Linked DNA regions of Homo sapiens: region 2 is linked to region 1. Evidence: chromatin contacts called from ENCODE Hi-C data. All regions are on one chromosome and are shown on one strand. The core of a region is the stretch at or near the end of the contact, and the rest is flanking DNA. Distances in the headings are between cores, read along the strand shown.

What was found. Hi-C counts contacts between places; a loop is a spot of excess contacts on that map.
Region 2: a loop to region 1 is called in a map with no recorded cell type, with 2.3 times the contacts of the local background. The contact joins the promoter of ADAMTS2 here to the promoter of COL23A1 in region 1. A Hi-C loop is called at or near these places in 1 of 37 single-sample maps with no recorded cell type.

The regions. Positions count from the first base shown.
Region 1 is chr5:178,589,131-178,592,751 of GRCh38, reverse strand. It overlaps COL23A1 (collagen type XXIII alpha 1 chain), which reads left to right and starts at 2,359. Exons shown (of 29, transcript NM_173465.4): 1 at 2,359-2,848. The coding sequence starts at 2,555. RefSeq lists a silencer at 2,158-2,357 and an enhancer at 3,013-3,621.
Region 2 is chr5:179,343,447-179,346,762 of GRCh38, reverse strand. It overlaps ADAMTS2 (ADAM metallopeptidase with thrombospondin type 1 motif 2), which reads left to right and starts at 1,302. Exons shown (of 22, transcript NM_014244.5): 1 at 1,302-1,573; 2 at 2,602-2,996. The coding sequence starts at 1,435. It overlaps LOC105377759 (a long non-coding RNA gene), which reads left to right. Exons shown (of 3, transcript XR_941311.3): 3 at 1-402.

The sequences.
Region 1 (3,621 bases), core at 1,110-3,609:
TACCTGTGGGTTGGGCATTCTGTAAGGATAGCAATGCTGGCTGAGGCTCTGCAGGCAGGAAAGACAAGCCCACACCTGGTGCTGTCCCTGTGAGGGGCAAACCATTGGTCCTTGCAGGAAGGAGGGAATCCAAAGTAGCTGTTTTGCCACCACGTGGCCAGTTAGTCTGCCTGAGGAGTACCTTGTTTAGTCTATTGCTGACAGGTTAGCCATTCATAGGCAGCAGTAGCGGGATTGGTGTAAGTGCTGTCTACCTGTTAGGTGATGCTACACACGATAGGTTAGTGGATATTCTTTTATTCCCCCTCAAGATCTGCCCTTCTTCCTTCTGCCTCTGCTCTCTGCCCTCTAGGAGGCTGGCCCCTGCCCTGGAGGTTTGGTCATTGGAAGGCCCCAGTAGATCAGAGAGCAGGAGAGAGCAGTTGAGTATTTATTCTGTGAGCTCCCTCCCTTTCAAGCCATGGCTTTGCAGAGGCTGTTCCCCTTAACCAAGGGCCACAGGTGCTGTGGAGCAGCCCTCTTCTATAGCTCCAAGTTCCCCAGGGTTCCCAGTTAGGGATGGTAATGGCCTCCCACTGTCAATACCCGCAGAGTGCTGCTTCGGCCTCCCCTGCTGGCCCCTCTGATCTCCACTTTGTGAAGTGGCTCTACATTCAGGCTGTCTTGAGTCACCCTCTCTGAGGATGCCATCTATTCTTCCAGGACCCTAATGGACACAAGTAAGTCATTTTCTTTTTCGCCTTTTAGAATGAGTTGCAGACAGTATTTCCATCTTAATTCAGCCGCCCCAATTCCCTGATTAATCTTGTGGGCCACCTTAAATTGGGCAGTCTGGGAAGATCTTTTAGAAGCAGTGAGGTTGAGGACCTTGACCTGGAGGATGAGGAGGGGCTTGCCGTTTAACGATCTGAGAGCAGGAATGCAGGTAGTGAGGTGGTAGGCAAGGGCAGAGGCCCAGGGGCCAGTGAGCTTGGCTTTTTCAATACACAGAAGCTTCAGGAACATGGCAAACAATACATGCAGTAACATTAACATAGGTAGGTGGTGTGCAGTTTATGTGCCTGTAAGAAATGTAGTGCTGACTTGTAAGAGGGTGTTGGCCTCTTTTCAGAATGAGGCCAACTTTTCATTCTATTGGGCATACACCAGACTTTAGCACAGAGCCAAGTCTATCAACCATAACCCCCGGCCATCTCAGGGGTTCCCCTCTGAATTAAGGGAAGGAGATGGAACATGTTAGCCAGAGGCACTCAACAGTTCTAAAAGGTGAGTATCCACAGAAATGAGACAACCAGAAGATATCCAGAGTGAGAGGGAAGATGGATATAACGTTATTTTTCTTAAAAAAAAATGGTTGGGGGGTTACTCAAATCACAAAGATCTGAACTGCTGGTTTGTTGTTTCATTTAGGTATTACAGGAGTTAGCGAAAGAGTTACTTGGGACCCATTTAGGACATGAATATGCCTGGTAGGAATCTGAACCCAGCCTGACTTCCAGCAGTTCTTCCCTTTCCTGCCAAGACTTGTTAGTGCCACTCATTCTGTTCTCTGGACCCAGGCTGTACGCCACAGCCTTCTTGCCTCAGCCCTGTGATTTAAATTTGCAGCAGAATCGCAGTACAGGTTAAGTGTGGTGCATACTAGATCATAATTTTTGGCCAAGTTGTGCGTCTAATACAGAATTAAGTCATCAGTTGAACAAGACTTGAAGTTCATTTTCTGAATCTTTCCCATTCGTTATAGTCTCAGTTTTCTCAAAAGCCCTCTCCAGGCCAGAAACAGTCTTACCATTTTTGTTTCCCGCACCGAAGTCCGGCAGCTAAGAACTCGTGAGAAGATTCTAAGGGGCGTATTTCTGTTTGGCGCAATCTCGACCCTGCCTCTCTAAATGTGAGTGCGCAGAGGTCGCTTTCCGCCACGAAGCGGCGCTAATCCACCACCGAGGACAGACCCACTCAGTTTTTTGCAGGATTTGAAGTTTTGAACTTTTACAAGTGTCAGAAAGGTAATTCACAAGTTTAGAGGAATGTGCTAAGGCACGAGTGGTGGGTGCTCCAGCCAGGGGTGGGCTGCAGAAGGGGCGCGGTGTCGCCGGGCTCCCCTCCGACCTCTGGGGTCCACAGTGCGGGCTTGGGCTGGGGAAGCCTCAGAGGTGCGTGCGGGGGCGGGTGCCGGCGCCCGGGCTAGGTGAGGGCAGAGGTGCGCGCTGCGCGTGGGATCAGCCCGGCGCCGACGGGTGGCTCCGAGGAGCTCGCTCCTTCCTCGCCCCCGCCCCCTCGCCGCGCGGGGCCAGCCCGGCCGCTCCTCCCCTGGGTGGGTCCCTGCTCCTTTTCTGGCAGGGTCTATTTGCATAGAGGAAACTGCCCAAAGTGGCCGCTGTGGAGGAGCTGGCTGCGGCGAAGGGGGCGTGCGCGGCGATCCGCTGCTACCCGGAGGCTAACCCCCGCGCCCGGCGGACCTCGTGCCTCGGGCTGTCCCGCCTGCTCCTCTCGCACCCAGCCTCTGCCCCAGCAGCACCGCCCCCTCGGAGAGTCCACGCGCGACGAACGCGCCATGGGCCCAGGCGAGCGCGCCGGTGGCGGCGGCGACGCGGGGAAGGGCAATGCGGCGGGCGGCGGCGGCGGAGGGCGCTCGGCGACGACGGCCGGGTCCCGGGCGGTGAGCGCGCTGTGCCTGCTGCTCTCCGTGGGCTCGGCGGCTGCCTGCCTGCTGCTGGGTGTCCAGGCGGCCGCGCTGCAGGGCCGGGTGGCGGCGCTCGAGGAGGAGCGGGAGCTGCTGCGGCGCGCGGGGCCGCCAGGCGCCCTGGACGCCTGGGCCGAGCCGCACCTGGAGCGCCTGCTGCGGGAGGTGAGCGTCTTGGCGCGTGGCTGGGGCGGACTTGGGTGTGTCGGGTTGAGGGTGGCGGTACGCTGGGAGCCGGGGGCAGCGTGCAGGTCTCTGGGAGGAGGGTCGCCCGCCGGCTGCGTGCGCTCGGGGCCGTCCCAGAGATGGGCACGTCTGCGCCAAGGCGGAGGCAGGGGGTGCCGGCCCCAAGGGGTTTTGCGGTCTCCGCTCCGGCCTCAGGGTCCCGTGCCAGGCAGGCGGCCGCGAGAAAGGGGAAGGAGAGACCAGGGACTTTGGAGTAACAGACCTAGGGTCAGTCTCCACGGGGTGTGCGCTCGGACACGCCGCTTCCCGCCGGCGGCCAGAGTCGGGGATAAAGATGAGGCTCGTGGGAAGTATCTGGTGACTGTGACCAGTAGCACCTACTGTTCCTAACCAACGCTGGTACACCTGGAGAGGCGGTGGTCACGGCGGAGGAAAGCCTCAGACAGGCCCGAGGGCTGGGCCCCGCTGTGCTCCAGTGTGTCTCCAGCAGCTCAGGCCCCAAGACTGAGCGGTCACCGTCGCACTGAGGCCTCGGGGATGGGGGTGGGGGCGCCCACATGACTTGGTAAGATGAGAGGAAGGAGAAACAATCGGGGGTGGAGGACCTGGATTCTGGTTTCAGGCGGTGCCATCTGGGGTGTGGGCTCGCAGGACATCCGGAGTTTCCCGTCCCTTACCTGGGAATCGCGACTTCCACAGCTTACTTGAAAGCTCATATGAGGCTCTGTGACACTTCTAAGGGTTAAGATTGC
Region 2 (3,316 bases), core at 53-2,552, 760 kb before region 1:
CTGTCCAGCTGCGATGCTCTCACACCCAGGACCCACAATCGAAAGAACCAAGGACGTGAGATCACAGTTAGAGCCTGCTGTGTAAGTCGTGTTTCCCCCAACGACTGGGACCTCCTGGCCAGCAGGGAGAGGCCTGAGTCATCTCCGGGTCCTCTGCCCCTGGCCAAAGCAAAGACCAAAGCCCTGGCCACACAGACCTGGGGCAGGGCAAATGAGAAAATCAAAGGGGTGGGTGTTCACCCTCTGGGGAAGTGAGGCAGAAATTGGGGGTCCCAGGGCAGAGATGATCAACAGCCTGAGAGGGGGCTCTCAGGCAGGCCCTGGAGAGAGGCCGCTGAGCTCAGACAGCATGGGAGGATCAGGGCCTTGCTGGAGAGGAGGGACTGGGGAGGGGTTCCGGTTGGCAACGGGCTCTAACAGCAAACTGGCCCCAGAATGGGCCCAGGTGTCCTTGGATGCTTGGGTGGAAAAGGTAGGCAGAGCTTGGAGAGGCCATTTCAGGTTGGGGGCCGGGAGTGCAATGGCGGGAGGACAGAATGCATACGTGGGGTTGAGGACAGGTGAGGGCAGGAGCCTGACTGTGCTCATGGGCAGAGAGCCCAGGTCTGGCAGGAAGAGGCTGTGCTGAGGCTGCAGCGGAGGGATGGGAAGGCAGATGGGGGACAGGGGACAGGGACTTCAGAGGAAGAGGAACTGGGGACTGAAGGAGCCTTGCCTCTCTCAGTAAGGGCAAAAGTTGATCTTTGGGGTCGCGCCCTGGGTGTACCCTCCTAACAGCATCTTCTGGCCTTTGCGGCCTCTATTTGGGCATTCGGCCTGGCTCAGACCTTGGACCCAGTAGTCAGTCCCCCCTCCCCTTTCATTCCCTCACCCTGTCCTGCCCCAGAGCACAGAGACAGGGGGATGCACCCCTTGAATTCCAGGGCTGATGGGTGGGACCCGGCACCCCAAGGGCTCTCTAGGTGGGGACGTTCGGCCGGCGCCGCTCCTCGGAGGTTGTGCCCCTGGGGTGGCTGGCGGCGGGGCTCCCCCGGCCCGGCCCGCGGCGCTTCTCTGCCGCCGCCTCGGGGTGTCTCTGCTTCGCTGCGAGCCCGGCACCGCGGCGACGGCGGCGCGAAGAGGGAAGCGGGCGGCGGCGGCGGCCGCGCCAAGATGCGCCGGGTCACCGCAGGCTGAGGCGCCCGCCGTCCCCGCCCTCCCCCTCGCTCGCCTCCCTCCCTCCCGCCTGCCTCCCTCGCTCGCTCGCTCCTTCCCTCTCCCCGCCTTCCCTCCGCGCTCCCCCGCCCGCCCCTCCGCGCCTCGCCTCCTCCGCCCCGCGCCCTGCGGTGCTGCAGCTGCGGGCGGCTCCAGCTGCCCCCAGATGTGGGCTGGGCGGCTCGCGGGGAACTTTCGCGCCGGCTGCGAGTGCGGGGCCCCGGCTGCAGTCCGGCTGCCATGGATCCGCCGGCGGGAGCCGCTCGCCGCCTGCTCTGCCCCGCGCTGCTGCTGCTGCTGCTGCTGCTGCCGCCGCCGCTCCTGCCGCCGCCGCCGCCGCCCGCGAACGCCAGGCTCGCCGCCGCCGCCGACCCCCCAGGTAGGTGCGGCCCGGCCCCTACTCCCCGGGACCCCCGCCGGCCTGGCCCTGTCCCGCGTGCCCCGCCGCCCCCTCCCCAGGCGTCGTCCAGCCTGACTTGGGCAAACTCCGCGCGCCCCGCCCGGGGCCAAGTTGGCCAACTTCGGGGCCGGGTTGGTCGCGCAGGGGGCGCCCCGCACCGCCCCCGAGCGCCTTGGGCCGGGGGAGCCTCGGAGCACTGGCGGCTCCTGAGTCGCGGAGGGTGGGGACGGAGGGCCGGGAAAAGCCCCGCGGCCAAGAGCGCAGAGTCAGCCCCAGCGGGTCCGAGGGGGGAGCCAGGGCGAGGCGGCGCCGGGGCTCGCGTCCGGGGACGCTCCGGAGGAGCCGGCTGCCGAGCGCGTAGCCTTGGGCCCTAAGGATTGGTTGGGGCGCCCCGCAGGGAATCCCCGGAGATCGGAGGGACCCTGTTCCACCCCTCCCAGTCCTCGGGCGCTCGGGGAGACGGGGCCGGCAGCGGGCTGAGCGGGAGCTGGACAGGCAGGACAGGCCGCTCGTGCTCGGGGAAGCCGAGACTCCGCCGCTCCGGAGGCTGGCGGTGAGGGCACTCGGGCGGCAGGGGCCCGCCGAGGGGTCGTGGCACACGGGTAAGGGGGCCAACCCGGAATGGCTTCCGAGCAGCTCCACGTCCTGCCAAGGACGGTAGGTGCAAGGGTCGGGGGACTCTCTGACGGGGTCGTCCCTTCGGGCACGGGGAGGTTCCCACCGAGCCCCAACCCTGAACGGGGCAGGGGGCAGAGCTCTTGGCAGGCAAGGTCTCCGGAGGAGGGAACGGCTGGGGAGTGGCGGAGCCCCGGAGTGGTGGCCCTGTTAACGCCCCTTCCCGGTTGCAGGAAAGCCGGGGAGGTGCAGGCTGGCTTCTGGGGTCGCCTGGCGGAATGCCCCTTCCCTTCGCAGTGGGGCGGGGTCTGGGGGGGCGTGGCTTGCCGGCGGGTCTCTGAGGCACTGGGGCTCCGTGGTCTCCGCCGATCTAACGCCCCTTCCCGTTGCAGGCGGGCCCCTGGGGCACGGAGCGGAGCGCATCCTGGCGGTGCCCGTGCGCACTGACGCCCAGGGCCGCTTGGTGTCCCACGTGGTGTCGGCAGCTACGTCCAGAGCAGGGGTACGAGCCCGCAGGGCCGCCCCGGTCCGGACCCCGAGCTTCCCCGGAGGCAACGAGGAGGAGCCTGGCAGTCACCTCTTCTACAATGTCACGGTCTTTGGCCGAGACCTGCACCTGCGGCTGCGGCCCAACGCCCGCCTCGTGGCGCCCGGGGCCACTATGGAGTGGCAGGGCGAGAAGGGCACCACCCGCGTGGAGCCCCTGCTCGGGAGCTGTCTCTACGTCGGAGACGTGGCCGGCCTAGCCGAAGCCTCCTCTGTGGCGCTCAGCAACTGCGATGGGCTGGTGAGTACGCACTTCTCTAGCTCCTTTCTCTCCGCTGCTCTCGCCTGGGTTTTGGAAAAGGGTTACCTGGGAGTCCCTTGGGAGGGCAAGGCCTGCGCTGAGGACTTTCCGCGCCCTTCCCGTGCTTTAGTGAGCCTCGTGCTCCAACTGAAGGGCTTGGCTGGAAAGCAGGTTGTTTTGACTGGTCTGAGCAGGGGGCCATTTATGCATGGGGAGCGCCCGGGTCTCCAAAAGGCTCAGCAGGCAGGAGCGTGCGCCTCTCTCTTTTGCCTGCCTGAACAGGTCTCTGGCTTGCATCCGGGGGTGGGTCCGTGTATGTG